Linked DNA regions of Homo sapiens: region 1 is linked to region 2. Evidence: chromatin loops called from intact Hi-C (ENCODE). Cell type or tissue: CD14-positive monocyte. All regions are shown on one strand. Each heading gives the region's core, and the rest is flanking DNA. Links, peaks and the distances in the headings are about the cores only. Region 1 holds the start of KLHL5 (kelch like family member 5). Region 2 overlaps FAM114A1 (family with sequence similarity 114 member A1).

Region 1 (16,289 bases), core at 4,591-9,590, 180 kb before region 2:
GCACACAGATTTGTGCATCCAACCAAGACAAGAGAAGTATATGCCCTGCTGTACACAACAAAAATATGTAAAGGAAAATAAATCACATTCATATATATATCTACAATTACTTTTATGCCAATATATCAGATTTTAAAGAACAAAGGATAATGAATAAAGATGAAACACGGTGGAACATTCCGTTCAATCAGAGCAAACTCTCATCCACCTATCCTGAAGCAGCTAGACCACTTTCCCGGCTCTCCTTTCCCATACTGACCATTAGGTCTCACAAACACTGACAGCATTCATTAAAGTCCTTTCAAATGCAGAACACCACCCCCTTTTTCTTAAACCACAAATGACAGAGACAGAAAACACTATCCCCGTTGCAGTATCTCAGTCTCTGCTGCTTAGTATATTAACTCTTTCATTGCTGAAACAATAAATGTATTCTATAGCATTTCCCTTTGTACTTAAAAATAATCACTTTAAAACTAAAATGTTTCTATTTCTAAACTAAGTCCCTAAGTGAAATACCACAAAACAAGTTTTTAAAAAAGCATTTGTAAAATTAGATGAGTTATGGTGATTTTCCAGGTGTGCTCTTTGGATGGGGAATGAGGAGGAAAGCGGAGTACAAAGGTGGGGCTCCAGACTATTGCCTTCACCTCTATCTTCTCCCTTCAGAAAACAAATGGATCTAATTAATACAGTAAGATCCTGGGTAAGATTTCACTTGGATAAAGAATAATGAGGAGAATAAAAAGTTTGAAAACTACAAAGGATCAAAATGTAACAAATACTCTTTTTCAAATAAACTGAGGCCAGGATTTCTCTATAAGTAGAAATGGGCCACTGCCAGTTAGTGTAACATCCAAATTTCTATGACATTACTTAGGAAAAGGAAAAGTGCGGCTCAAAAAAGCTACCAGGGACTGGGATAGGACTATTGGGTGTACAAGTGCCCTAATGGTGCCCTCTGTTGTTAGCAAAACAAACAATGGTTTGAACATGGTTACAGTTAAGGCAAATTGATAAAGCAAATACAAATAAACTCAAAAATACTGAGTAGTTATTGTGAACAATGCAATCTACTAGGCATTGTCAGGGACACAGAGATATATATATCTTGGTTCCTAACCCCCAAAATAATTAAATCTAGCTATTGAACCAAATACAAAATATTTGATAAGGTAAAATAAGAAACATTAAAATGCTGCAATATTAAAGTGTGATCTATCAATGCAGAATTTGAGTTTTCAGGGTGCTCAGTATTTACTCCTTTATCAACTAATTCCATACAAAAGGCAATGCCTATCTAAGCTGACCAAAAAACAAAAACAAAAACTACTTTGGAGGCTTACAAAAATATTGTGAGGTGTCTATCTTAATACAAATTATTCAGAGAAACAAGAATGAGAAGCATAAAAAGCCAAGTATGATTTCATGCTAAATAATACGGGAAAAACCATACAAACTGTAAGAAAGAAAGGAGATATCAGGATGGCAATGGAGTGGTATGGGCCAGTTTCATTAGGGAGAAGGCTGCTAAGAATAGTAAAACATTGTTTAGGTAGAATGATAGATTTCTACAGAAAAAGATTCTAATAAAAGCATGAAGTGGGCATATCTACAAGGAAGAAGTGGGAAATAATCAGTTTGATCAGCCAGCCATACCAAATTAATTTTAAGGTGTAGTAAGAGATAAAGTTAGATGAATACGATGAGATAAAATGCCTTGAGCAAGCAGCAAAGACATTATTGAATGGACTGTTGAACAGGACAATGTTTTAGGAAATTAACTTGGCAGTACTGTGCAGGACGCATTAGAGAGTGAAATGACACTTTCCCCTCTCCTCTCACCTTTGTCAGACTCCTTCTGATCAACATCCTTCTAACTTCACTCTAGCTATCCAACTTTATTTCTAACCATTTTCCAACATAGACACACCACTTCATTGGTCAAGGCAGTCTACATTATGGTGTTCCCTCTTTTATAACACTGTTTGCCTCCCAGAGAAACTCTGGTTTAAAAAACACACTTCATCCTTCAAGATTTAGCTCAGGCACTATCATCTTTGTAAACACTTCAGTTACTCTAAGTAGCTGGTTCTCAACAAGGGAAGCATCAACCTGCTCCTAAAGGCTTCTGGAAAATAGGTGGTGGTGGTGGTGGTGGTGGTAGATTTTTAGTTGTTGGAATGACCAGAGTGCTATAGGCATTGAGTGTGCAGGGGCCAGAGACAGCAAACATCTGGCAATGAAAAATGATACCTTTATTTTGCCAATCCTCCTCCACTCATTCCCATGGTAATCATTGCTGACGCCAAGCTTGGTACATATAGCCTTTCACACCTCTCTCCATGTTTATAAATCATGGACAAACTTATATACACATATATAAGAGATTTGCTATTGTTATACAAGAGATCATATTGTATTCATCTTTTAGCATTTTGCTCTTCTCACCTAATTTTATATATACATGGAAATATAAATTAATAATCTTTTTAAGAGTTACATGATATTTCATTACTGTAAAAAAACCAATTTATTAAACTATCTCCCTGCTAATGGGCATTCAGGTTGATTTCAGGTTTTTGGGTTTTTGCCATTAAAATAATGTTGAAAGAAACATCCTTGTGAGGCTTTTATATCTACAGAATTTATTGCCAGGAGTGGACTTGCTGGGTTGAAGGTATGTGCATTTTATTTTGTTTTATTTTAAGACAGAATCTAACTCTGTCACCCAGGCAAGAGTACAGTGGTGTGATCTTGGCTCACTACAGGCTCCATCTCCTGGGTTCACGCAATTCTTATGCCTCAGCCTCCTGAGTAGTTGGGACTACAGGCACACACCACCATGTCCAGCTAATTTTTTATGTTTTTACTAGAGACAGGGTTTCTGGAGTGCAGTGGCGTGATCCCGGCTCACTGCAACCTCCGTCTCCCAGGTTCAAGCAATTCTCCTGCCTGAGCCTCCTGAGTAGCTGGGATTACATGCGTGCACCACCAAGCCTGGCTAATTTTTGTTTTTTTTAGTAGAGATGGGGTTTCACCATATTGGCCAGGCTAGTCTCAAACTCCTGATCTCAAGTGAGCGGCCCACCTCGGCCTCCCAAAATGCTGAGATTACAGGCGTGAGCCACCGTGCTTGGCCATATTCTCTTTTTAATTTTGGTCATTCTGACAGGTGTGTAATGGTATCCCATTTGGTTTTCCTTTACATTTTCTTCATTATTAATGTGGCTGAATAACTCTTCATGTTTATTGGTTATTTGGATATCCTCCATGAAGTGGCTATTTAGGCCCCTTTTTTTTTCTATTAAGTTATCAGTCTTTATCTTCTTGATCTGTAGTTCTTATATTTCTGATATTTTCTTTATAAAAATATGAAGTAAGCTTAAACATTAATGCCTTTATGGCATGAAATTCAGCATTCACTTAAATAACACTTTTTTTTCTGTTCCGACAACTTTCACCAACAATATAAAATTGTTTTGCCCCAAAATTTGTCCAGCTCTGATGCCAAGTATTTCCCAGGAAAATTATTTATAAACGATCAATACGTATTAAAAATCATTACATTATTAAATTATCAAAATGGTCTTCACTGACTACTCTCTGTAAATTAGACTCATCATTCACAAGCCCGCTGACCCTCCTAATTTTTTTCATAGCAGTTACCACCACTTGGCATATTAGATGTTTATTTGCTTATTGTCTTTATCCTCACTACAAAGTAAGCTTAAGTGGGGCTTTGTTTTGGTTATCACTGTAATCCCAGCACTTAGAATAGTACCTAGGAGACAGTAGGTGCTCAATAAATATTTCTCTAATGAATACATAAATTATTCAACAATTATAAGAGCTATAATAAAATCCAACAATTATAAGAGCAATAATAAAAGTATATACTTATACTATTTTTTAAATTATAAAATAAAGAATCTAATTTTAAAATTACAGACACATTTACCTTGGTGACAAAATATATATATATTTTTTGAGACAGGGTATCACTCTGTCACACAGGCTAGAGTGCAGTAGCTCGATCTCAGCTCACTGCATCCACAACCTCCCGAGCTCAGGGGGTCCTTCCATCTCAGCCTCCCAGGTAACTGGGACTACAGGCACGCACCATCACATCTGGCTAATTTTTGTAGAGCCAGGGTTTTGCCATGTTGCCCAGGCTGGTCTCGAATTCCTGAGCTCAAGTGATCCACCCGCCATGGCCCCCTAAAGTCCAAGGATTACAGCCACGCTGCCTGGCTGACAAAATCGTACGGTATTTTTTCAACTTAGGAGAAAAATCACAATGTTATTCTAAGAATTTCTTTTTTCTATTCATTCTTAAGGCATAAAATTCTATCACTTGAAATCCAATGGCTAAACAGATGTCTTTTCAAATGGACACACTTTCTTCAAACTAATTACAAAATTATATTCTATACCTCTAATTTTATAACCTTGCTTTATTTCAGGTTAAACTTGAGATACAAAAGCTCACGTATTATTTAAAATAGATAATATGTGTCAATTATGAATACATTTTTCAAAATGTAATTAAAGGACCCATGTGCAACTTCTGTTTCAAAACCGCTCAAATCTTGTCTGTGAATTTAAAAGATGACACTATTCAGTATTACAATAGAAACACTGAAATGTCATTAAGATAGACTGAAGGTGAGCTCACTTCAACAGTGTGGCTTTTAAAGCTATGTCTTCACTCAACTTAAATCATGGCTATTTGGTAACTAGTTTATATTAGTAATCATAATTACATCAATCTCTCTTCACATAGAGTTTTTTAGATAACAGTATTTATGGCTCATCAATTTTAATAAATCTATTTCTAAAGTTTTAAGTGTGTGATATGCACTGCATTAAAAAAATCAAGAATTTTACCATACTAACCCAGCAGCTCTCACCTCTCTGTTTTTCCTCAGTTATAAAAAGAGTAAGTTGCATTGCATGATTTTGAAGCACCCTCCAAAGTTTAATAATTCAGGGATACTTTTTAAACTTTGTCAAATTAGGTCTATCAGAATTTGATTTAAAATATTTGAATATTAGTATAATTCTACCAACATGTAAATTCCCTAACACTTAAAAATGTATGATGGTGGAAAATTTCAGTTATTTACCCTAAAAGATTTGAGATCTATTTTTACTAACCTTGACTTTAATTCTAGAAATATACCAGATATTCTGTACTGCTTCTCCATTCTCATAAAAAGCAAACATTAAAAATGTAAAAAATATCCTGTATTTCTGTAAATGCAACAAATCTTTTGTTCTGTAAGCAGAACAGAATGCAAAGATAAGGAAATAGACCACAAAAATCAATTAGGACAGGGACCACTATATCCCTAACAACCTGTACAGTGCATGGTATTTAAATAATTTCTGACTTTAAATTTTAAAAAATGAATAAATTAATGGCACAGCTCTTGACTTGAAAGATTTTAAAATCCAGCAACAGAGGGTCTTGAATGAAACTCTTACTGAATTAAGAAGAGGTAAGTATGTCCTTTATTTGGTTGAAGTTGAGGTTTTTGAGGTGAGGATTTACAGATAATATCTTAAGATTAATTTGGCAATGGTGAAAAATGGATTTACAAGGGAAGATACCTCATAAGGAAACAAATTAGAAAACTCTACCATGTGAGAGGCACAGCTCAAACTTGACTGGAAGCAACAAGATCTGAAAGGGCGGTTGAAGTTGAAGATTTTACAGAGACCTTATAGGATGGCTGTGGCAAATGGAGAGGAAAAAGTCAAAGATGACAGCATTTTCAAATTTGAGTGACTGGAAGAAGAACACTAAAATTAACATAAGTAAGGAGGTAAGGATATTGTTTCAGGAGGATTGAGTGAGGCTTTAGACATGTTTGGTTTTAATTATATATCAAGCAATCAAACAGCTAGGATAGGACTCTAGAGCCAAAAATTAATCTATTTAAGAAACCGGAAATTTAAAGTGTGAACAAGTGAGCCCTGGGTTAACACTGGTTATCTTTGGTTATGTTTGTATTCTATTCACTCGATACCACAAACACATGGCACCAAAATTTCTTCTGTAATTAAAAAAACTTATAGTTTGAAATTCAAAACTAAGATTTCTAGCACCATGTTAAATCTTTCACTTTGTTAAAAACAACTGGGAAATACTTCTAATTTAATTGGTAAATGAAAATTTTAAAATGTCAAATTTAAATTCAGGCCGGGTGCAGTGGCTCATGCCTATAATCCCAGCACCCCTGAGGGTGGATCACTTGAGGTCAGGAATTCGAGACCAGCCTGGCCAACATGGTGAAACCCCATCTCTACAAAAATACAAAAATTAGTCGGATGCAGTGTAGTTCCAGCTATTCAGGAGGCTGAGGCAGGAGGATCACTTGAACCTGGGAAGTGGAGGCTGCAGTGAACCAAGACTGTGCCATTGCACGGCTGCTCGGGCAACAGGGCAAGATTGACACAATACACATACACACACACAATTTAAATTCAGTTGTATTATACCAAGACATCTGGCTCTACAAACCACATGGTAGACTGAAAACTAAGCAGTCAAGGACTTTGATATATGCTGAAAACTGAAGATGACTTCATGGTAAAAGCCATGTAATATAGGGATTTTATTTCTTTGTGTATCCTAAATAAATCACTGTAATATATACCTATAAGTATACGAGGGAAGATCAAGAGGAAAAAAATCAAGGCAAAAAAAGTAAATGGAGTAAACTTTAACCTTTAAACTAAACTATGTCCCTTTACCATATCACGTACAATGCAGGAACTGACATTAAATTTAAAAATTATAATACAGCATGACGAAGATACACACAGAATGCATATGATAAGCTAAGATATAGCAAGGCAAGCTTAGACAGCTGCAGAGGTCAAAGATTTATTTCCAGTCAACCTGGAACTCTGAGTACAGTGAAAGCCCCCTTTTCAGATGAAACCTGTAGATGGTCCACTAAAGAAAAAAGTCAATAATCATAAAAATAATAAATACATTCCTTTAAAGATGTTATTTTAACTTGAACATATACATGCACATTCATTTGTAAATCTTTTCATATAGGGTTAATGCCATATATTTGATAGGGGTCTCCTACTGAGTTTGGGTCCTTTGTCTTGCATAAGCTGTACCCACAATGATCCATCATCTATGATTTCCACTTATGGTTTCTATAAATGGAAACAGAACTTAAAAGCACTTCTGAAATAATATGAATACAGAATCCATTAGACCAGTGGTCTGTCCACCACAGGAAAAACTTGTGCCAGATTGTAAATTAATGCATCGCTTTCTTCAAGGAGAAAGTCTCACCATGAAAACAAAACATTTGCTGAACCAGTGTGCATTAGTTTGCCTAATGTAGTTAATTAATATTCTAATGTGCACTCCTTATATTCTTGAGGACCCCTAGTAGTCTGAAGACCAGGTAGCTGGTTGATGGCCTTTGACAGGCCCTGCTTTAGACTTTGATGACTTTTTCCCTAGTCTCTTAGAATTATCCAGCCTTTATCCAACTTGATAGAATTTTTAAAATAACTCATTTATATAGAGGCATCCCAAAGCATTCAACTTAATTTTCATAGGAAGAATTATCTTTTCTTTACACTTTCATCAATTTACATGTTTACTAATGTTTTATAATTACTATAACAAGTATAACTGTTAAAAACAGGTTTGTGAATAAACAGAACCAACTTCTGGTAAGTACTCAATTCAACGAGTAAGCAGAGATGTACAGGTCAGCTATGGAGCTGCCTGCTTACCCATGAGTGTTCAGTTGGCCCATGCTATCAGTAAGTACATTTTACAGCAGAAGAGTGTGCCTCAAGTTAGAGCTGTAAGTCAGTTCAGAAGCAGTTGGTGGAGAGCGCTTCTGCTGTTATTTTCCCACATTATCACTTATTAATGGTAGCCTAAGTGACACAGCAGAAAGAGCCTGAGTCAACAGCTAAGCCACTCACCAGCTAGCTGTATAATTTGGGCAAATCACTTCACCTCCTTTGTCTTCAGTTCTCTCTTCAGTAATAGGATTAAGTAAGTGGCACATCTAAGTATTGAGTAACGGTCAGGATTTATAGCAGCAGCTACTATCTCTTAAGTGCCCAAATGAGCACAATAATATATAAAATACTTTACACTGACTGGGGCATTTTGTTGTCAGAAAAACTCTGTCCAACAGGGGTCATTCCTGCCCCCAGCCCACCACTCCTTATAGATGAAGATACTGAAGTGAGATTAATTAACCTGACTTAATACCTATATCTGGTGAGTGGCAGGGTCCAGGATGGACCCTAAAAACCATATACTTTCGAATACACCACAGTGCTTCTTGCTTTCAAAGCAAGAAGTATTCTCATTCACTACTCAAAAATACCTTGTGAGGCAGGTAGAGTAGTTGTGCAAATGAGGAAGTAGATTGAGAGTATAGTTGACTTGGACAAGGTTAGATGTCTAGTAGAGAGTAGCAGAACAGACAAATTCTTTGCCGATAATATCTGACCAAACTAAAAGCAAGTAAGGCACAAAAGGCAGCGGGGAGGGGGAACAGAATACTTAAGGAACACATGATTTCTTAAATAAGAAGAAACTTAAATTAAGTTCATCGTAACTGCAGTTAAATGCCAAAATGACATTTATTCACCAAGTACAAGTGCCTCACAGATTTCTCCCTACTTAGCTCCCTCCCAATTGCTGCTGCTGTTTCTTACAAAGTACTGGCCCACAGTAACATCAAAAGAATCGTTTTATTCCACAACTACCTATCAGTACTGATACCTGGTAGTAAAGCAAGGGACATTTTAAAACTCAGCTAAATTAATATTATATAGCCTTTATTTTAAGCTCACCTGTAAAAGTTATTACAGCTGATACTACTATGATATAACAAAATCGTTACTTTTGAAAACATTCCTTCAGCTTGATGACTGGTAAAACACAAGGTTCCCTTGCTATCCACTCCTTAGATTTTTGTCAGTGTTAAGCACATATTTGCTGTGCACAAGGAAGAAAACTGTAATATCATTAAAAAAATGATGGAAAACCACTGCTAAATTCTTGCCTGATCCATTACAGTTGGCATGTGCTGAGACACCCAATTATCTTATGTGCCATAAAAAGTAACAATCTGGATAACCACAAATTTGTCTTTTACTGACTTCAACCAAATCCAGAAGTGTTTCTGTCTTTCACGTAGCTTTATGGTGATGGAGATTAAAAAAAATTTTTTCTGAAAAATAATGAATCAGTACTCTCCAGACACAAGTATAATCAATTAAAGTTGCCTGGGCTCTCTGATCACATAATGAGCCAATCACAGATCAACTTGATTCTGCTGTAGGACCAATCCAGATTTTGTAAATTATCTATTTTTGTTAGAACAGCATAAGTCAGGTAGGGAAAGGGTAGTAATGGGCAGTGAAAGCAATAAAGAGGAGAAAATGTGAAGCACTATTTCTCAACTGCTCATAATTAGAAATGGTTAATCACTACAAATGTTAATTAAACCAGTTAACCATTAAAGAAACTGCCTAGCTTGCCCTAAAACTAGACCCAAAGAAAAGCCACCAATAACCTGTTCAATAATTTAACTTCAGCAAAAAGCAAAATGAGGATGTTAGTGGTCAAATGGAGATTAGTGGAGATCAGTCGAGGCTAGAATTTCTTAGTGTTAATCATGCATTAGATTAAATCCAATGTTCTTAGGAGGCACTTCAGAGTAGTCCTCCCAAACTCCAATGGGGGGAAGGAGATGACAAATAAATTTAGGACAAACTGATTCAGGCCTCTCCAAAGAACCATGCAGAAACCAGGCCATCAATTCTAAACTCCTGCGGAGCACGGACTTGAGTATTCCTTCTTTCTGCTTATCAGAGAAATAGCTCCCCAAAGAAAGGCAAATATTAAGTAGAAATGAACCAACCAACTTCAAGTCTAAATCCTCTCTTATTCTCCATGCTATCGCCAAAGTAGCCTTCTAAAGTGCAATTCTTGACTACATCACTCTACTTAAAACATTTACTTTTGTTTGTTTTTGATCAGCTACAAGATAAATAAAAGCTAAGATCTTTAGCATGGAATTCAGGATTTTTAATGATCTAGTAGTCTTTGCCTGCCTTTCCAGGCTCACCTTCCTCTCAACTTATTTCACTTTCTCCATTATAAAAAAGAGTAAATGGGCCAGGTGTGGTGGCTCATACCTGTGATCCGCAGCCCTCTGGGGAGGCTGAGGGGAGCAGATCATGAGGTCAGGAGTTCAAGACCAGCCTGGCCAATAGTGAAACCCCATCTCTAGTAAAAATACAAAAAATTAGCTGGGCGTGGTAGCAGGCACCTGTAATCTCTGCTACTCGGGAGGCTGAGGCAGGAGTATCACTTGAACCTGAGAGGCGGAGGTTGCAGTGAGCCAAGATCACACCACCACACTCCAGCCCAGGTGACAGAGCGAGTCTCTGTCTCAAAAATAATAATAACAATAATAATAAATTTAAAAAGAGTAAAAACACTACATCAAAATAAGCAAAAGAAATATTATGGAATACTTCTTAATGAAAGGCACTGCAGATAATACAAGTATGAGTAGAGTTAAGCTTCAGTTAACTCTTTTGGCTCTGTTCCCTGGCCATCTGTAAAACTAGGTACCTCAACTGTTATTAGGTAACACTACTTGTAGTAAAAATGATCCCTGTGATTAGTAAATTTGCATCAAGACTCAAGAACTATAAATGAACCATAAATACCTCATAAGGAAGCTATAGCTTTGACTTCCCTGTGATGGCTCTTTTAATTAGCATAGCTTTTACAGAACCCTGGAAACTCAGTCTATGGAGTTGTGTAAGAGACACTGGCTCCTGTGGGACCTGGTTTGTTTGTTTGTTTGTTTGTTTTTTCTTTTTTTAAGCCAAGGCAGCTCCTGCACCACCTAGTGTGAGCTTCCTCTGAGGTGCTGCCCAGATGGCTATGAGCTGCCTGCGTGGACTGCTGTGAAAATCACTCCCACTGAGGAGGAACATTTGATGCTGCCCTGCTGGCAAACTATGATTCCTGTCTGATAGCCTTCTGAGTAAACAAGCTTTCTGAATTTGAAGTTTAGTTAAACCCAAGAAAACCCCTTCATTTGCACAGAAACAAGTGTCTAAGAGTCTTAATATGACATTCCAGATATTCTACAACCTGAATCTAATCTCATACACAGCTTTTACTCATATTCTTGTTTTTTTTTTTTTTCTGGGAAATCCTCTTCAGGTAACATATACCATCTCCCCATAGTTAATCTCTTCGGCCACTGATGAGGTGAAGCTATGGATATTTTTCAAACAGGAAGAAAGGAGATTATCGCGTAGTTTGAAAATGCAAGGGAATTCTGCTAGTGAAGCTACATACACGAGTCTAACAGAAAATGATAGAAATTTATTGAGAATAAAATTAGATTAAATTGGTGAAGAGATATGATAATAGCATGTTAAAATGTAAAATGTCCAGATAAAGAGTGTCTAGGAGACCAGTTTGGATGGAAGAAAAGAGCAGAGCTAGGTAGTATATTACATGTGCCGTTCTTCCTGCATTATTACCCATGAGGAGAAGCCAGGAAGCTCTGTATCAGGATCAAAGCAGATGACTTATAAGAGTTAGACAATTCAGTCAATCCTTACCCTGGGAGAGGAAGAAGGGATGGATGAAAGGATTACAATGGAGATGGCATTTGCCAGTGTTCAGGGAGGGAATATCGTAGTTACTTAAGTCAGATCCAGTTATACCTTCTTATCCTGATTATCATAATCAGCCTGTCTCACTAGAATTTGCAAGCTCATGTTAATTGTGTAGAACTTTCCATGGCACCTCGGTTTCTTTGATTGAAAGCTATTATAACTGCCTCTTTCTCTACTATAAAGTTGTCAATTACACTAATTTGTTATACCTTAGAGTCAACTGCATTATTTCCTAAGTCTGGTGGTTAAGAGCTTACAAAGACAATGCACTTAAACATTTTTAGATTGTCTGAAATTGTTAAAGCCTCTAGTTTCAAGTTCATAAACTCTTAGATTAAAACATCCATGTAACAGCAAAATAGAGAAAAATTAATCAATAGAGAAAAAGAAGAAAGAAATACATGTGCAGAGAGAGACACTAGCAAGAAATCATATAGACTTGGAGAGAGAGAAAGTAGCCCTAGCTCCTAGCTTTCTGTTATTGGTGCCAGTTGCTTTGAGGCCCAGCTGTACTTCTTGCCCTTGGACTCTGATACAAACTATATTCCTTTTCTAACATAACATTTCTTTTGCTTATGCTAATTTAAGTAACATTGTTTAATTTGTCATGAAATACTCCTTAAGTCCAAAAAGGCAGAGAGGAACAAAGTGTAACAGTTTATATATTTAGTATTTTTCACTATTTTATATATGTGTGTATACACATCATTTACATACTGTAAATGATGCCTTAAAGAGAAAGGGAGAGAAAACTCAAGTATAGCTATTTTCTATTGTGATTGTAAACTCCCCACTTATTTATTTATTTATTTTTGGGATGGAGTCTCACTCTGTCGCCCAGGATGAAGTGCAGTGGCGTGATGTCAGCTTACCGCAACCTCTGCTTCCCGGGTTCAAGCGATTCTCCTGCCTCAGCCTCTGGAGTAGCTGGGATTACAGGCGTGCACCATGATGCCCAGCTAATATTTTTTGTAATTTTAGTAGAGATGTGGTTTCACCATGTTGGCCAGGCTGGTCTCGAACTCCTGACCTCAGGTGATCTGCCCACCTGAGCCTACCAAAGTGCTGGGATTAAAAGCGTGAGCCACTATGCCCGACCCTCATTTATCTTTTTATCCTCACAGGCCTAACACAGTGCCTTATACACTTTCATTTATTTATTTATTTATTTATTTTTTATTTATTTATTTTTGAGACAAGGTCTTGCTGTCCCGTAGGTTGGAGGGCAGTGGCCTGATCATGGCTCACTGCAGCCTTGACCTGCCAAGCACAAATGATCAATCATCTCACCTCCCTACCCCCGCCCCCAAGGAAGCTCGGACTGGAGACACATGCCACTACACCCAGCTAATTTTATTTATTTTTTGTAGGCATAGGGTCTCACTACGTTGTCCAGATTGGTCTCAAAACTCCTGGACTGAAGAATCCTCCCACCTTGGCCTCCCAAAGTGCTGGGACTGCACAGTCTTGAGCCACTACACCTGGCCCCTTATACACATTCAACAAATGTTTATTGAATGGACATACAATTTAAAAAGAATGAAATTCATTTGGCCAAAATAACAAACTTAATTGTGAAGTTCTCAAAAGCATTTCATTTCAAACTAATAAAAGACATTCTTCATAATTCTCATTAGCATAATTCTGTTTAAACACACTCACATACACAAAGAAATGCTGTTTTCTATTTTCTAAATAGAATACTGTACTGACATATTTGGCTTTTGATTTATTTAGATTCTGTGTTAGCTCATGGGACTCTGAAGCCTCTTTAGTAGTCATTAAGACCGTTCACAGACTATTCCAGTTCTCCTCTTTCTGGGCACATGGTAGAAATGCATTTCCCCATCTCCTTGAAGTTGGGTGTAGTCAAGTGACTTTTGGCCAATGAAATAGCAGTGGAAGTTAAGTGTCACTTCCAGACAGAAGCCCTGAAGAGCCAATGTACACCAGGCGCGGTGGTTCACACCTGTAATCCCAGCACTTTGGGAGGCTGAGGCAGGTGGATCATGAGGTCAGGAGTTGGAGATCAGGCTGGTCAACATGATGAAACCCCGTCTCTACTACAAATACAAAAATTAGCCAGGCATGGTGGTGGGCGCCTGTAATCCCACCTACTCGGGAGGCTGAGGCAGGAGAATCACTTGAAACTGGAAGGCAGAAGTTGCAGTGAGCTGAGATCATGCCATTGAACTCCAGCCTGGGCAACAAGAGTGAAACTTCATCTCCAAAAAAAAAAAAAAAAAAAAAGCCAATGTAAAATCACCACATCCTTTTCCCTGTCCTAACAACTGCGGAAGCATGTGTTGAGATACAGCCTCCAACAGCCTGAGACTGACCATTTGTAATGGAGTTCTCTTGCTGACCTGCTTCAGCATGTAGTATAACAGAAAAAAATCTTTGCTGTTTAAAATCAACAGGATGTGAGAGTTCTTTTGTTACCACAGCATAATCTATCCTGCCTGGTATACTCAGCAAACCCCTTTCTCATAAATGGAGTGAAGCAATGAACAGCTCTGGCCCTCTATTTTCAGAATGGTATCATTTTGTATAGCACTATCATTTGGAGAATACTTTGGAATGGAAGTGCCCCTCATTATCCAAACTCATCATCCGAACACAAGAACCGAATGGATTCTGATAAATTTTTGGACCAACACCTCATTCTCTCAACTCTCTGTACTTGCCATCTCGAACTCTGGAACCAAATACATTTGGATAGGTGCAATTCCTTGCCTTCCATACTCTTGCCACCTGCACTCAGGAATGGAATAAATTTAGACAGTGAAGGATTCTTGATACATTATTTCATTTGTTCTCTTAAAGCTGTTTTTCTACTACCCAGTACCCAGTAGATTCTCAACATTTATTCCATAAATGAATTTATGTGCTCTCATCATTCTAATTTTACAAATAAGGAAATAGATTCAGGGAGGTTCATCAACCGGCTGGAAACAACCCTGCACATACAGCAGTGACACAATCCCAGACTTTCTGGCTTCAAATCTTCGCTCTTTCCACTCTGTACTGTGTTCTCTTAGGTTTCTCATAGCTATGGAATGCTTATGATTTGACAGTAAATTAACAGTACAAATAGTGTTTGTGATAAAAAATGTCAATCCCATATTTACATCCAAGAATAAAGTCATTCCTCAAGGACTTCAACTTGCCTATGCCTAGTCTAATTCATAGACACTAAGTACCCTGAAGCACAGAAGAAGGTGCCCTAGAGGTCCTTCAACAGGCAACTTGCAGAACAATGAAGAAATGTGAAAGAATTCGGGGGAAAGTAGTGTTCTCCTTTGCTATACAGTATGTTAAAATGCCGACTTTTAGATTATCTTCACTTTGGTCCTTAACAAATTGGCTAACTTCAACTCTTTGCTTTCCAATTCTCATTAAACCTCAGTTGTAAGAAATACTAATGAAGAACTGCCTGAAGAATAGATAACTCATCTTTTTTTATTTTTTGAGATGGAGTCTCACTCTGTTGCCCAGGCTGGAGTGCAGTGGCACCATCTCAGCTCACTGCAACCTCCACCTCTCAGGTTCAAGCGATTCTCCTCCTTCAGCCTCCTTAGTAGCTGGGACTACAGGTACGTGGCACCACTCCCGGCTAATTTTTGTATTTTTAGTAGAGACGGGGTTTAACTGTGTTGGCCAGGGTGGTCTTGAACTCCTGACCTCAAGTGATCCACCTACCTTGGCCTCCCAAAGTGCTGGAATTACAGGCGTGAGCCACCGTGCCCAGCTAATTCATCTATTTTTCTAGGTTCAGTGGTCCTCAATTTGTGTTACATAGTCATATAGATTTGGAAAATATTACAAAATACATCCCGCTTTAAAACAGCAACTTGAACATTAGTATAGTAAATCTCCAAGAAATTCTGTAGTAAAACCAATTTTCTAATCTAGTTATCTCAAACTTACTTGAGCTCAGAATCTTGTTGCAAGAAAGGAAATATTTTCTCATTCCTTAGAACACAGTTTGGGAAATACTGTTCTAGATCATTCTAAATGTTATAAATGGATCAAGTGACTCCACTCCTTCAGAAAACTTATTAACAGTTTTATCACTCTCCTATATTGAAAAACACTGTCGTGCAAAATTCACTATTTTCCTTAGGGGCGTTTTAAAGATATTGTCAACTGCATCCCATATCTCCTTTTTTCATTAGGGCCCAGGAGGAAAATACGCCTCTCAGGCCTCATTACTGGAAAACGCCTTGGTTAGGGCAGAACTGGTTTGTTTCTAATCTTGGAATTAGAAACAAAATGAAACTTTGTTATTTTATTTTATCTTTTCAAGCAGGGGTCTCACTATGTTGCCCAGGCTGGTCTTGAACCCCTGAGCTCAAGCGATCCGCTCGCCACGGCCTCCCAAAGGGCTGGAATCACAAGCGTTAGTCACCGCGCCCAGACAAAACAGGCTGAAACTTATGTTGTTCCTTTTTCTCTTTTTACCTAGCTCCCAGGAAGCCCAAGGCCCAAACTGTGACTCATCTCTAGTACAGGATCTTTTAAATAGGAACTTGGTATTATCTTTTTTCTTGACTTTGTGTTCTTCTTTT
Region 2 (16,289 bases), core at 10,886-15,885:
TGGGCATATTTGTTCTTTTCTGTACTACTAATGTTGAAGGAATCTGACCTATTAGAGTGACAGTTTTTGAAAATCAATCAAAAATGAATAATTGAATTATTAGACTTCTGATTTTAAGCTGAAATCATCCCAAGTTTCCGCACATTATTAAGAGTCTTTAAGTCAACTCTGTAAATTTATTTTAGTAGCTTTATAACAATTATTAAGTACTTAGCAAGGTTTTGTATAAGTAGATAATTCAGGTACTTTAAAAGGAAGTAGAATATATTATAAATGCAGTTTAAAGTATTTAAACGTGTGTAACTTGGTAAAAAGGACCAAATCAAACATTAACCAAAAGTACCTTGAAAGTGACTGTTTGATTTTGCTGGACTTCTAAACAGTGAGATTTGTGAGATTCACGTGAAGCCTAAGGATTGGGTTTTTCAGTTTGTCATCTTCATAGATGGAACACGAATTGTTTAAACCCAATTAAACATTTGAGTAGTTCTTTTTATGCACAAAATATACACAGGCCTACACCAAAAACCCATCTAAACACAAATTAAGTACACTACCCTGCGATTCACAATTACTTCCTCCCTCTCATTATTATGGAAATGCACCTTCCTCTTAGGTACCATAGCACCTCCACCTACACATCTCCCGATCTGGTTAGGTTGGTTTTACTCTCTCCTAGCTTTTCGGCCTTTTTCTATGCAAGCTGCTTCCCTGTACAGGCTACATTCCTTTTTTTTTTTTTTTTTTGAGACGGAGTCTCGCTCTGTCTCCCAGGCTGGAGTGCAGTGGTGTGATTTTGGTTCACTGCAGCCTCCACCTCCTGGGCTCAAGCGATTCTCCTGCCTCAGCCTTCTGAGTAGCTGGGATTACAGGCACCCACCACCATGCCCGGCTAATTTTTGTATTTTTAGTGGAGACAGGGTTTCACCTTGTTGGCCAGGCTGGTCTTGAACTCCTGACCTCAGGTGATCTGCCCGCCTCGGCCTCCCAAAGTGCTGGAATTACAGGTGTGAGCCACTGTGCCCGGCCCAGGCTACATTTCTATACATGCTTTCTATATAGGTTACATTTAATCATGCACATGATTCCTCTATCTTAAAGCCAACAAATGAAAATCACGACATGAACAAAATGTGTCTTTCAAACTTATCTGGTGTCTGCTCCACATCTTTCTTCTTTGTCTCTTAAAAAAGGTGCTTATAGTGGCCGGGCACCATAGCTCACACCTGTAAACCCAGCACTTTGGGAGGCCAAGGTGGGCAAATCACCTGAGGTCAGGAGTTTGAGACCAGCCTGGCCAAAAAGGTGAAACCCCGTCTCTACTAAAAATACAAAAATTAGCCGGGTGTGGTGGCGCATGCTGTAATCCCGGCTACTCGGGAGGCTGAGGCAGGAGAATCGCTTAAACCCAGGAGGCGGAGGTTGCAGTGAGCTGAGATCGTGCCACTGCACTCCAGCCTGGGAGGCAGAGTGAGACTCTGTCTCAAAAAAAAAAAAAAAAAGGTGCTTATCTTCTGTATTCACCTCCCTTGTCCATCCTCCCTCCACAGCAAGACTCCTGTGCCACTACTTCATGAAATCGTTCTCATCAAGGTCAAGTGGCTTCCTGTTGTCAAAGCCACGGACTCATTTTAGTCTTTTTATTACTTACTTGACCTCTCGGTAGCATCCAAAGCTCACCCACTTTTACATCTGCCTTAGAGTGTTCTATTCTGATGGCCTATCTTCTGACTCTCACTTTTTTTCCTTTTTACCATCTTTTAGTATGATTTCAGTTATTTACATTAGAATGCTTCTACATGCATATTGTGACATTATGGGTGCTTCTCAAATTAACCTACAATCCAAGTGCTGTCAGCATTCCAATAAAATATGCACAGTCCAGGGTGGTCAGCCAGCATTCTAATCAGGAAAGCCATACTCTGGAGGCAGCTATTTATAGAGGTTCTATTATCTGTATCTGGTAACATCTGATGCTTTACCAATTACCACACCTAACTGCAAAAATGGGTTTTAATTGGTACACATGGTGGACTATTTACTAGCATTCTCAATATCTGAAAGGGGTTCTAGATGGTAAAAATAAAGGTATTCAAGGAGCTGGCTTCGGTGGCACACTCCTATAATCTCAGCACTTTGGGAGGCCGAGGCAGGAGGATCACTTGAGGCCAGGAGTTCAAGACCAGCCTGGGCAACATGGCAAGATCTGGTCTCTACAGAAAAATTAAAAAATTAGCCAGGCGTGGTGGCATGCACATGTAGTCCTATCTATTTGGTAAGGTGAAGCAAGAGGATCACTTGAATGCAAGAGTTCAAGACTGCAGTGAGCTATGATCTTGCTACTTCACTCCAGCCTGGGCAACAGAGAGAGAGAGAGACTATTTTTTTAAAACAGGACGGGGCCGGGCTTTGTGGCTCATGTCTGTAATTCCAGCACTTTGGGAGGTCGTGATGGGTGGATCACCTGAGGTCAGGAGTTCAAGACCAGCCTGGCTAACATGGTGAAACCTGGTCTCTACTTAAAATACAAAAATTAGCTTGGCATGGTGGCAGATGCCGGTAGTCCCAGCTACTCTGGAGGCTGAGGCAAGAGAATCACTTGAATCTGGGAGGCAGAGGTTGCAGTGAGCCGAGATCATGCCACTGCACTCCAGCCTGGCGATAGAGGGAGACCCTATCTCAAATAAATAAATAAATATAAATAAAAATTTTTAAAAGTATTCAAGATGTGTAAATAGTTAAGTATATTTTCTGCTCCTCCCAGTTTTATATGAATAGGGTGTTACAAAGGATTTTGCCCTGTGTAAATGGTCTTCCATCCATCTTTCAACTCTGGGGAATTCTGGTGACTTGATGCCAGCTATCAGGGAAGAAACCTTAGCTCTGAAATCCAGACAGTTGCCTTGAGTAAACCTTTCATTCAAGATGGTGATCAAAGCACCTAAACAATGGGATGTTCTCAAGCCTACATGAGAAAGAGTTCTCATACACCATTTTCAACTCTCTTGTTAATTACCGTTTCATTTAAAAATGTCAGTGTGGTACAATGTGATCTGAAACTTGATTTCGCTTATAGAATGTGGTAGTGGTGAGATTGTACTATAAATTCTTTGCTAGCTACCATAATCTATTTAAAAAGCAAAACAAAACCCTAAGAGCTGTGCCCAACCAAACTGGCTTAGAGACAGAAACCTTCCAGGGCTGAGGGCTTGGCCTCTGTTGTTATTTATATGTTAACACCTGAGCCATCTTACCCACTTCCATTACTGAAATAACCACATAGGTGCTGATAGCCTCTGAATCACCTATCTCTCCAGACCATTTTAACCAACTGTCCACAAAGTATCTTCACTTGGATGTTGCATGGCATATTTAATACTGAACTCAGGCCGGTGCGGTGGCTTGCGCCTATAATCCCAGCACTTTGGGAGGCTGAGGTGAGAGAAGAGCTTGAGTCTAGGAGTTTCAGACCTGCCTGGGCAACACAGGGAGACCCCGTCTCTACCAAAAACCAAAAACCAACTGAACTCACCATCTTCTCAATTATTCCCCGTACCCCAACTAGCTCTTGCTGTGTCCTAGTGTTAGTGGTTCCCAAACTCTAGTCCACAGACTGACTGTAAGAGTGTCACCTGGGGGAATTCATTAAAAATAGAGTCTCAGCTTCCACTATGATCTTGTGCCTAAGAATCTCTTAGGGTAGAGCCCAGGAATCTGAATTTTTAACAGGCTCCCCACATGATTCCAATACACCTCCAGATCTGGGAAGCACTGCTCTCTATGGCAGAATGGCACCTCCATCCACCTGGTTGTCCAAGCCAAAACTGGGTGTCACCGTTCAGGGAACACAGAATAAGGAACGTAGGCAGTAGGGAACTCTGTCCTTTTAGAGCAGGCCAAAAAGGGAAAATACTCAAACAGAACCGGAGAAAACTCTGCTCATCCGGTTTAGGAGGCTAAATGCTGTCATGTCTCAGCCTGTGTCCCCTACTCCTTGTCTCTCTTGACCATAACTTTATGGCATTTAAACATTCTGCTTCTCCTTTTTTAGGGAGAGAACTATCCATGGTGGTCCACACTCCCATGTTTTCCCATGAGAGTACTCAACAGTGTTAACATTGGGATTCTTGACCTTCTCCATAATCGGCCTTATGCGTTGGTGTTGAGCAGTAGGGATGACATTTTAAAAATTCTGGGTAACCTTTCTTGGTGTTAAGAATTCAGAGAAATTTAATCTAGATTGGGTCTTTTAAGGGTTGACTGGCTAGTATATAATAAGGTCCCATAAGAGCTCTGGGAACAAATGTTACTCCCAACCAGTACTCAAGACAAACATCTTTGAATTGAGGCTGAAGACTTCTCTGATTCTTTAAGACGAATTTAAATGCTCTGTCTAAAGCCTCCCTTGTGCCTGTCCTATCTAGTACTAGAGGACATGTAATCATTGCTCTCATACAACAATGTTTCCCCCAACTAGACTGTAGGCATCCTGAAGATAGTTACACCACCCAGATTTCTGGGCATAATGCATTGTGTCATGATGCTGGCAGAGGCCTTAGAGAATCCGGTCCAACCTCCAATGCTGAGGACCATTTCTCACGGAGGTTGTAGAGTGGGTTCCTACAGGAGAAGGCTCAATTCAATGGCTTCTGAGTCTGTATGTCAGAAAGGACAAGAAAGCAAAGAAGCCCTAAAGATAGAGATAGTTTATCCGAGTGCATAAATGGTGTGGTCCTTAAAAACAGAGGTGCCAGCCAGAAAGGTGGCCTCCTCCTTGACTCTGGCCACCTGCTAGTCGCAACACCCCATCTGCCAAGTTATGGTGGCCTTGCTGCCTGAGGCAAATGTGAGCCTAATGATGTGGATTTTAAGGGGATCCAGATCCAGGTACTTACAAATATATATGCATACACATACACACCACACACACATTTATGCGCATTATCACAAAATCTAATGTGCCTTAGAAGTACGTCCTCAAAGTCTATTCTGCCCGTTTTCTTTTTTTAGTAAAGCAAGCATTCCTCACAGAAACTTTTTTTTTTGAGATGGAGTTTCACTCTTGTTGCCCAGGCTGGAGTGCAATGGTGCAATCTCGGCTCACCGCAACCTCCGCCTCCCGGGTTCAAGTGATTCTCCTGCCTCAGCCTCTCGAGTAGCTGGGATTACAGGCATGCACTACCATGCCCAGCTAATTTTGTATTTTTAGCAGAGACGGGGTTTCTCCATATTGGTCAGGCTGGTCTCGAACTCCTGACCTCAGGTGATCCGGTCCCCTCGGCCTCCCAAAGTGCTGGGATTACAGGTGTGAGCCACTGCACCTGGTCAGAAACTTTTTTTTTTTTTTTTTTTTTTTGAGACGGAGTCTCGCTCTGTCGCCCAGGCCGGACTGCGGACTGCAGTGGTGCAATCTCGGCTCACTGCAAGCTCCGCTTCCCGGGTTCACGCCATTCTCCTGCCTCAGCCTCCCGAGTAGCTGGGACTACAGGCGCCCACCACCGCGCCCGGCTAATTTTTTGTATTTTTAGTAGAGACGGGGTTTCACCTTGTTAGCCAGGATGGTCTCGATCTCCTGACCTCATGATCCACCCGCCTCGGCCTCCCAAAGTGCTGGGATTACAGGCGTGAGCCACCGCGCCCGGCCCTGGTCAGAAACTTTTTTAAAGGGCTGATGAGAATTTATCAGGTGTAGATGTACATGGGGTCAAATAGGCTTTTGCACTTGGCTATTTTCCTGCAGAACCTGCCATTCCTCAGGGGCAGCCTGTGTTCAATCCAAACAACCACCTTGTAATGAACTTTAGATTCAAGAATTTGTTTTGTACAATTCACTCTGCTCTGGAGCAACAGGGAAAGAGTTGTTTTCATCAGTGCAAAATGATTTCTTATGAGTATGCAACAAGAGGCAAATAAAATAGAAAAAAATGAACAATAATCAAAGACTAGGCATAAAATTGACTTCTAATAAAAGGATAAGCTACTAAGAGAGACAGTAGAATCCCCTTTCCTGGTAATCTTTAAAAAGAGACTAAATTTGCACCTACGTAGAATGGTTTAAATAAGACCTGGGTGAAAGTGATATCCTCTCTTCCAGGCCCTTTCAGCCAACCTATCGGCTTTCCTGCCCTTCTTAAAACAAACTCACAGGTACTGTCCCCACTCCTTTGTTCCCTCTGAGCTTCTGACCCAACACAATACATCCAGAGCCACGGGCCCGACTCTGTGGCCAGTGTTTGCACTTCCATCCAGGTAATTCCGTGGTGCTCTATTATTAGGAATTTCTCCCCTTTCCAAGGTCCTTGAAATGCTGTCAGTGTTGTAGGGGGTGGGGAAGGTGGAGTACCTGTTACCAACCAGCTCAATTTCTGTAGCATTCAGGAGGTTTATAAGGTGTTTTCAAAGCAAGATTCATTCCATTTGACCAAAACATTTAAGGCAAATGTGGTAGAAGCATACTGATTTTTTTTTTTTTTGAGACAGAGTCTCGCTGTCACCCAGGCTGGAGTGCAGTGGCTCAATCTCAGCTCACTGCCTCAATCTCAGCTCACTGCAACCTTCACCTCCCAGGTTCAAGAGATTCTCCTGCCTCAGCCTCCCAAGCAGCTGGGACTACAGGCATGCACCACCACACCTGGCTAATTTTTGTGTTTTTAGTAGAGACGGGGTTTCACCATGTTGGCCAGGCTGGTCTCGAACTCCTGACCTCAAGTGATCCACCTGCCTCGTCCTCCCCAAGTGCTGGGATTACAGGCATGAGCCACCGTGCCCGGCCTTACTATGCTATCTTCATGAACAGTCCTGTTATAATTATTATGTCTGAAATTGGAATGTATATGGATTTTGAATTAGTATGGATTTTGAATTAGTAGAGCTTGTATAGTTTAAGTCATCTTAGGTGATAATGGTGTGGCTAAGTTATATTTTTCTTACTGTACCAAGATATTTGTTAACAGTAGCACTTAGGATGAAAATTGGGAACCATAGCTCCCTACATGAGACAGACAGTGTGGAGGCAAAGCAGGCTCTGGAGTCAGGAAGACTCTGTTCAAATCCTCACTCTGCCATTTCCTATTTGGGCTGATTCTTGACATAATCTAGTGGTCCATCTCTTCACCAATACCATGCAAACTGCCAAACCTGCGGCTTATTAATGTCCCACTTTTACTTCCTATGTGTTTTGTGGCTGTTATTGCTATTGTTGTTGTTCTAAGATCAATGGATGAAAAAGTGTCCTAGTAGCCAAAAGAATGAAAGGGCTTGTCTCCAGATACTTTTGAAGTGTTATTGTAGCACCACAGCATTTTAGAGCTGGAATGATACTGAAGACCACTTACTCAAAGAATCATAAAAAGGACTTTGAAAATTCTTTAGCCTAAACTAATTATTCTCAATCCTGGCCAAACATTACAACCACTTGGGGTACTTTTAAAAATTGCTGATGTCCAAGCCCCATTCCTGAATCAGAATCCTTGGGCTTGGGACCCTAGCATCAATATTTTCTATTCTATTCTATTCTATTCTATTCTATTCTATTCTATTCTATTCTATTCTATTCTATTCTATTCTACTCTATTTTATTTTATTTTATTTTATTTTATTTATTTTTTTGAGACAGAGTTTCACTGTCATTGCCCAGGCTGGAGTGCAATGGTGCAATCTCGGCTCACTGCAGCCTTGACCACCTGGGTTCAGGTGATCCTCCTGCCTCTTCCTAAGTAGCAGGGACTACAGGTGCATACTACCATGCCTGGCTAATTTTTTGTATTTTTCGTAGAGACAGGGTTCGCCACATTGCCCAGGCTTCAATACATTTTAAATCTCCCCCAGTGGTTGGTAACATTCAGCTGAAGTTGAGAACTTCTGGTCTAGGGGCCCTTAATTATTTAGGGCATCTATGGATGGCTTCAAAGGGTCAGCGACCTCTTGAAACTCATAAACAAAATTTTGTGTTATGTTTACCCTATCTGATTCAAACTCCCAGCTGGTCCTCAAATTGCTTCCATAACATCCCTACAAAATGACTGTTCAGCTTTTGTTTAAACACTTCCAGTGAAGGGAAACACCTTGCCCCTGAGGAAGCCCATCGCAGACAGTTCTGAGGGTCAAACCCCTTGAGAAAAGTGGGTGGGAGGGTAGCCCAATCTTGAATACAGGAGTCATAAAACATTAGTCAGAAGGATGCATCAAAGTCTTCATGTGAGAATTCTTCACTTCATAGAGGAAAAACCTGAAGCGCAGAGACATTAGTTTGTCTGGCCCAAGCTCATGGAGTTAATGATAGATTGGAGGGTGAATGCCCAGGGCCCCTAGTTCCCTGTTTAGTTCCTGTCCCTCACATCATGCTGCAGAGTCACCTCAAGGGGGTGATCTGTGGTGGCACACTTCAGGATGAACAGGGCTGGGCCTGGCTGAGGGAAGACCCCAATTCCTCCCTCCTGCACCACCCTTCTAGAAGGCAGTCCATTCCAGACAGGATGAGGAGAGCAGCCTGTCTCCTTCTTTAATGCGGGGCGTCTCCCACCCCTGCCCGGCCCCACATGGCTGGAGGTGAAAGCTCCAGGAAAACCCTGCTGGGATAGTCTTCTTGGTGGCCCAGGTGCCAACAGGGAGATCTGGCTTATCTCATACCCTGAGAGATAGGTGCAGGCACTGAAAGGGGAGGGGTGATGAGTGCATTCTGCCTCTGTTCCCCTGGAAGGTGATGTGTGATGATAAAACAGTGATCTGAAGGCTGAAGATCTCCACTATGGACTTGTAAATATACATCAGATTTTAAGTGATCTTAAAGAAACATTGACTTGTTTAGGGTGGAATCAGGCTTGTTAATTATCTGGAGTCATGATGTGTGATATTACAATGTTTTCCATTTACAACCAAGTAGCCCAGGACAAGCTACCACCTCTGAGCCTGGTTGCCACAGGTATAAGCTGGAGTTAGTAATACCCAGGTTTGAACTGTTGATGGAGTGAATTACATAACATAGAAAGTGGCTAGCAGAGTGCCTGGCACACGGCTTGTGTCTGATAATTGGTGGCTGTTACTGTTAATAATACACTTATCAAAATGCAAATATTATGACAAATTATTTTTATATATGTCTAATCTCACTACACATTTCTGATGACAGAGGGGATGTCACAGTACATTTTGAACTCCCAATTCCCACCCACAGAGCTTGGTGCTAGCTCTGCACACGGTAGATATAAGCAAGAACTTAGGCCGAAGTGAATTGAATGACCCATTCTTACCAGATAATTCTGTTCTTGCAGGGGTATTTCGGATCTGGGTTCTGCCTCAAGGCTGACGGAATCAATACATTCAGCAAGTGTATCCTCAGTCACGTCTCCATTGAGAGGGGGCTCCAGGGCGTTGGCATCCTGAGGCTGCACAGGGGGCCCAATGGCGGCAGCCCCTGCACCCTGCACAGCTGCATTTTCATGCCCCTCCCCTCTGGGGTCAGCTGGTGTTGGCTCATGTGAAACTGCAGCTGAATCACAATGCACTTCTGCATCCTCAGGTAAAGAATCACTATTAGGCATCTCAGTAACTTCTGCTTTGTCTCCAGTGGCTAAGGTGTCACCAGCATCATCAGACATTTTAGTATCTGTCAACACAATTATAAACACCTCATGCTTTCATCGAATTGTTAAGCTTCAATTCAAAGCCCTGGATAAATAAATCTGGTAGGGGAAAACTTTTTTTTTTTTTTTGAGACGGAGTTTCGCTCTTGTTGCCTAGGCTGGAGTGCAATGGCATGATCTCAGCTCACTGCAACCTCCGCCTCCCAGGTTCAAGCGATTCTCCTGCCTCAGCCTCCCGAGTAGCTGGGATTACAGGCATGTGCCACGACGCCTGGCTTATTTTGTGTTTTTAGTAGAAACGGGGTTTTTCCATGTTGGTCAGGCTGGTCTCGAACTCCCGACCTCAGGTGATCCACCCACCTTGGCCTCCCGAAGTGCTGGGATTACAGGCGTGAGCCACCGCGCCCGGCCAGGGCAAACTTTTTTTTAACCAATACTCTATGTAACCTTGTGGGTCCCCAACCCTGCATTATTCCTTGTACCAGTCCATGGCCTGTTAGGAACCAAGCTGCACAGCAGTGGGTGAGTGGCAGGTGAGTGAGCACAGCTTCCTCTGTATTTACAGCTGCTCCCCATCGCTCGCATTACCACCTGAACTCCGCCTCCTATCAGATCAGTGGTGGCATTAGATTCTCATAGGAGCATGAACCCTATTGTGAACTGCACGTGTGAGGGATCTAGGCTGTGCACTCCTTATGAGAATCTAATGCCTGATGATCTGTCTCCCATCATCCCCAGGTGGGAGCATCTAGTTGCAGGGAAACAAGCTCAGGGCTCCCACTGATTCTACCTTGTGGTGAGTTGTATAATTATTTCATTATAAATTACAACGTAATAATAATAGAAATAAAGTGCACAATAGTAATGTGCTTGAATCATCCCAAAAGCATCTCCCCCGCACCCCTTTCTGCTGATCTGTGGGAAAATTGTCTTCCACAAAACTAGTTCCTGGTGCCAAAAAGGTTGGGGACTGCTGGAATAATGAATGGCCCCCAAGATAACCACATCCCAATTCCTGGAACCTGTGAGTGTTACCTTACATAACAAAAGGGACCTTGCAGATGTGAGTAAGATAAGGATCTTGAGATGAGGGGATTATTTTAGATCATCTGAGTTGGCCTTAAATGTAATCACAAGTGTCCTTATCATATGGAGGCAGAGGGAGATTTGATTACAAAGAGGAAAAGGTGATGTGATGACAGAAGCAGAGGCTGGAGTGACGCACTTCAAAGATAAAGGAAGGGGCCCAAAGCCAAGGAATATGGGTGGCCACCAGAAGCTGAAAAGGGAAAAGAAACCACTCTCCCCTCAAAGACTCTAGAAGGAATCAGGCTGCCAGCAACTTGACTTTAGCCCATGGACACTGATTTCAGACTTCTGACCTCCAGAACTCCAAGAGAATAAGTCTGTGTTGGCAAAAGCCGTGAAGTTAGTTGTAATTTGTCACAGCACTGATAGGAAGCTAACAGAAACCTACAGGGCTATCTTTAAACTTTCCTGGAGCTCTTACTTGGCATGAAAGACTACGCCTATGGGAACTAAGAGTAATACCTGTATCTTTAAAATTATTGACTCTGGCTTTATTAATTATATTTGTAGCAATAATGAGAATAAGCATAGGAAGGCAGGGTGCAATGGCTCACACCTGTAATCCCAGCACTTTGGTAGGCTGAGGTGGGTGAATCACATGAGGCCAGGAGTTCAAGACCAGCCAAGGCCAACATGGTGAAACCCTGTCTCTACTAAAAATACAAAAATTAGCTGGGCATGGTGGCATGCACCTGTAGTCCCAGCTACTTAGGAGGCTGAGGCACAATAATTGCTTGAACCTGGGGGGTGGAGGTTGCAGTGAGCTGAGATCGTGTCACTGCACTCCAGCCTGGGCGACAAAGCGAGACCGTCTCAAAAAAAAAAAAAAAAAAAAGAAAAAAGAATAAGTCTAGAAAATACCTGAGCACTTATCAAAAAAAATACTTGCCATTTAGCTTTGTAACATCTTTGTCAGAAATTCACAGTGAGAAAGAGACCTATACACACACAGTATTCCTTGTTGGGGACCAGCTGATGAAGGTCTAGACCATGGTTTAGTCAAGGATAAACTTAAAGGGTAAGAAGTGAGGTAGAAACCAAATAAGGAATGTAGCCATTAAAGCAGAAAACTCTTTTAAAGCTTACAAATTATTGATATCATGTAGAACAGCACTATTCAATGGAACTTTCGGTGGTGATAAAAATGTTCTGTCTCAACAAACTAAGCATTGAAGGAACATATCTCAAAGTAATAAGAGCCTTTTATGACAAACCCACAGCTAACATCATACCGAAGGGGCAAAAACTGGAAGCATTCCCCTTAGGAACCAGAACAAGACGAGGATACCCACTCTTACTACTTCTATTCAACACAATAGTGGAAGTCCTAGCCAGAGCAATCAGACAAGAGAACGAAATAAAATAGGAAGAGAGGAAGACAAACTATCTTTGCAGATGATATGATTCTACACCTAGAAAATCCCATAGTCTCTGCCCAAAGGCTCCTAGATCTGATAAACAACTTCAGCAAAGTTTCAAGATACAAAATCAATGTACAAAAATCAGTAGCATTTCTATACACCAATAATGTCCAAGCTGACGGTGAAATCAAGAATGCAATTCCATTCACAATAGCCACAAAAAGAACAAAATACGTAGGAATACAGCTAATCAGGGAGATGAAAGAGCTCCACAATGAGAATTACAAAACAATGCTCAAAGAAATCAGAGATGACACAAATGGAAAAATTTTCCATGCTCATGGATAGGAAGAATCATTATTGTTAAAATGGCCATACTACCCAAAGCAATGTACAGATTCAATGCTATTCTTATCAAACTACCAATGATGTTTTTCATAGAATTAGAAAAAAATATTCTAAAATTCATGTGGAACCAAAAAAGGGCCCAAATAGACAAAGCATTCCTAAGCAAAAAGAACAAAGCTGGAGACATCACACTACCCAACTTCAAACTATACTACAAGGTTATAGTAACCAAAACACCATGGTACTGGCACAAAAATAAAACACATAAGCCAACAGAACAGAATAGAGAACTCTGAAATAAAGCCACACACCTAAACCATCTGATCTTTGACAAAGCCAACAATGACAAACAATGGGGAACGGACTCCCTATTCAATAAATTGTGCTGGGATAACTGGCCAGCCATATGCAGAAGATTGAAACTGTTCCCCTTCCTTATACCATATACAAAAATAAACTCAAGATGGACTAAAGACTTAAATGTAAAACCCAAAACTATAAAAACTCTAGAAGAAAACCTAGGAACATAGGAAACACTATCCTGGATATCGGCCCTGGCAAAGATTTCATGACAAAGACTCCAAAAGCAATTGCAGCAAAAACAAAAATTGACAAGTGGGAGCTAATTAAACAAAAGAGCTTCTACACAGCAAAAGAAACTACCAACAGAATAAATAGACAACTTACATAATGGCAGAAAATATTTGCAACTATGCATGTGACAAAGGTCTAATATCCAGAATCTGTAAGGAACTTAAATCAACAAGCAAAAAACAAAACAAAAACCATTAAAAAATGGGCAAATGACATAAATAGGTACTTCTCAAAAGAAAACATATAGGTGGCCAACAAGCATATGAAAAAATGCACACCACCACTAATCATTAGAGAAATGCAAATAAAAACCATAATGAGACACCATCTCACACATAGATTTTCCCAATAACTCAGAGCTGTCATTTACCACGCTTTCACCCTCTCAAGAATATATAGTATCAACAGCTATCATTTATTGAGTGCTTACTGTATCCATGCTCTTTAAATGTATTATCTCCTGTGAGTTGAATGTTATCAGCTCCATTTTACAGACGAGGAAACTGAAGCTCAGAAGTCACACTTTTAGTAAATTCTACATTTGAAATTTGAACCCGTGTCTGACTTTGAGACTGAACCACATCAGAGCCCTATCAGCAATGCCATCTGCCTCTTTTCTTACATTCAGTCAGTGGCCAAATCCTAGAGGCTCTTTATTGAGAATCTATCTACATTCTTTTACTCCTATTCTCATGGCAAGGTCCTCATTATGGTTCATGATGACTATTTCAGTATTGGGTTCCCCTGTTCACTGCAGCTCTTCCCCTTACTTCCCATCCTTCACCTCACGGCTCTAATTACATGGCTCTCCTGCTCACACATCCTCAGGAGCTTCCCCTTCCTCTCCCTCCTGAGATGAGGCCACATGCTTCAGCTAGTATCCAGGGACCTCTGTGCTCTGATCCCACCAGGCTTACCTCCCACGATTTCCTATAAAACCTTAAATGAGACAGTGTAAATATCTGTGCAATGCCTGGCACATCCACAAGAGACCCTCGGGGGCTGTTAGTTCCATATGTTGTTCTTTTGCACATTGAAGACCCAGTTAAAATAACCGCCTCCTCCATTCTTTGTTCCTCCAGGTTGAACATTTTCCTTCTGAACCCTTCTGAGGGCATTTTGTGTTTATCTTACTTTAGACAGTTAAAGTCCTCTTTGATTAGAGTTGCTTCAGTTTTTCCTATGATTTGTAAATTCTATAAAGACAAAGACCTTCCTTGTTTTGTATTCATATTCTACATAGTACTTGGCATGGCTTCCTGTGCATAGTAGGAAGCTCAACAAATATGCCTGTTGAGTTAGATTAATATTTGTGTACAGACACTCAGGAGCTCTCTTACAGCAGATGGTTCCAAATGACTTGACATTTCCGTATTGTCTTTCTTTTTTCCTTCACCTCCCAGTTAATTGAGTTAGAATGTATTTGTGTAAGCAAAAATATCTGCCAGACCTTGAATTCAGTGATAATATTCCTGTAAACAAGTCTACATGTAAGAATGGCAACGAATGCAGACTTCCCTTGAGCTGGTATACAAAGTTTAGGATATTCAAGGTTGGCCGTGGGCTGTCAAGGAGCCAGGTTCAAGCCTAGCTGAAATAGTAAAGAACGATAGAAACCCACTGTATAGAGAAGGGGTAGTATTGTGGGTGGTTTATGGGAGGTGAGTAGAATTGATGGGGGCTGCTAAAAAGGCTGTTGTCATTTGGAAGTTTACAAAATCTTTGTGAAAACCTCTCTCTGAATCAGGACTAGCCTAGGACAGGGTGTTGGCAAACCAGTCTGCTGGCCAACTCTTGTCCTCTGCCTGTTTTGGTAAACACAGTTTTATTGGACCAGAGATACACCCTTTGTTTACATATGGGACCGTCATGGTTTCTCTGGCACTACAATAGCGGAGCTGAGTCATTGCAACACAGGCCATATGGGCTGCAAAGTCACAAAGCCTAAAATATTTACTATCTGGCCGGTTTCCGAAAATGTCTGCTTACCCATGGCCTAGGACTTTGCTTGATTGCCATGGCCTAAAGATTTCCCTGTCTTAATTTATTATCCTCACATGAGTCGTATGGACACAACAATGAGGAGAATGGGTTCATGAATAAATGATACCTTGCCATCACTTTTATTCTCATTTTTTTAAATCGGTAGATGGTAGACATTGTCTGATATTTTTATTTCTTTGTAAGGTAATTTGAAAATCCTTATTATTAATCTGGATTATTAGGAAGTCCCAAAATATTTCAGTTTTCTATAAGCAGGAACATCAGAGTAAATCTGGCTGTGATAAACACTTATGGGTAAATAAAAACCATTATGGATGCCTAAATGTACAAGCCTTGCCCTCATGTGTTGTTATCTTGTTCATGAAGTATCCTAAAATAGTTCAGCATATACTATGTGACACGTGCATGTTACTTAGTTTTAATTTGTGCCCTAAGGGTGGCTGGATGACATTTGAAGTGCCTTATTCAGGAATATACTATCCAGGGGTCTTTAGTAAGCACTTAAAAATCCGTAATGAGGTGACCACCTCTTTTTAGAGGGTTCATCTACCGTCTTCTCTGATGGGCACTCCAGGGTATGCTAATTAGCATAAGGGATATGAGAAATAATTTTTCACTGGTGACATGAAAGATGCCTCAGGTATGTGGATCGACAAGAAATAACGTACAGGTGCCTTCTCTGCTTCTATACCCAAGACATGAGATTGCACTGAATCCAGCAGCTGACTTACCCTTTGGAGTAGCGTTCTTCTAGGTTCTCTAGCTGAATGCAGGACTCCAAAGCCTGAAGGTGACTAGAAGCTTAGTTGAGTCCTGCCTCTAGAACACAGGCCTAAAAGGACAGTGAGCTAGGACTTCCTTGAGCTTATAAGAACAGACTGGTTAACTAAGCCTGTTTGCTAATACATGTGTGGGTTTATGGCAGAATTCCATCAGTGAACTTGGATTCATGGTAATTTAACTCTTGGTAGGGAAGTTGCAGAGGAGGAAACCTAGAGCCCTTACCTATCTCTGATGGCCAAATTACCTTAGGTCAGTTTATCCCAAATGTAGAAAAAGTACTGCAGTAAAACTCCTCTCTGTGGCTGTTCTGCATTCAACCAACACAAACCATCCCTTCAGAAATACCCCAGAAACTCAGCTGTAAGATGTTAAACAGGCATTGTTAAAACATATTTATGGACTATTGTCAAAAAATATTTATGGATTATTATTTAAAATATTTATAGATTATTGTTTAAAATATTTATGGATAATTTATAAATTTTATTAATACTAGATCTTTACATCTGTTAAATTTAAAAATGGTCAT

What was found. A loop is a pair of places that touch in the nucleus more often than their neighbours do. Peaks named below come from ENCODE experiments on the same cell type or tissue, not always from the same donor. Only the 100,000 strongest peaks of a DNase experiment are listed, where the experiment ranks them.
Region 1: a loop joins it to region 2, with 2.4 times the contacts of the local background. A loop is called at or near these places in 5 of 110 quality-filtered maps.

The regions. Positions count from the first base shown.
Region 1 is chr4:39,046,318-39,062,606 of GRCh38, reverse strand. It overlaps KLHL5 (kelch like family member 5), which reads right to left and starts at 375. Exons shown (of 11, transcript NM_015990.5): 1 at 1-375. In CD14-positive monocyte, for the core only: no CTCF peak of the experiment used is centred there; no DNase peak of the experiment used is centred there.
Region 2 is chr4:38,871,386-38,887,674 of GRCh38, reverse strand. FAM114A1 (family with sequence similarity 114 member A1) reads right to left here. Exons shown (of 15, transcript NM_138389.4): 3 at 9,249-9,604. The coding sequence starts at 9,596. Among named protein-coding and RNA genes, the nearest start is that of MIR574, 11 kb to the right of the region's middle. RefSeq lists an enhancer at 2,792-2,961. In CD14-positive monocyte, for the core only: a CTCF peak has its summit at 14,009; no DNase peak of the experiment used is centred there; H3K27ac peaks cover 347 bases.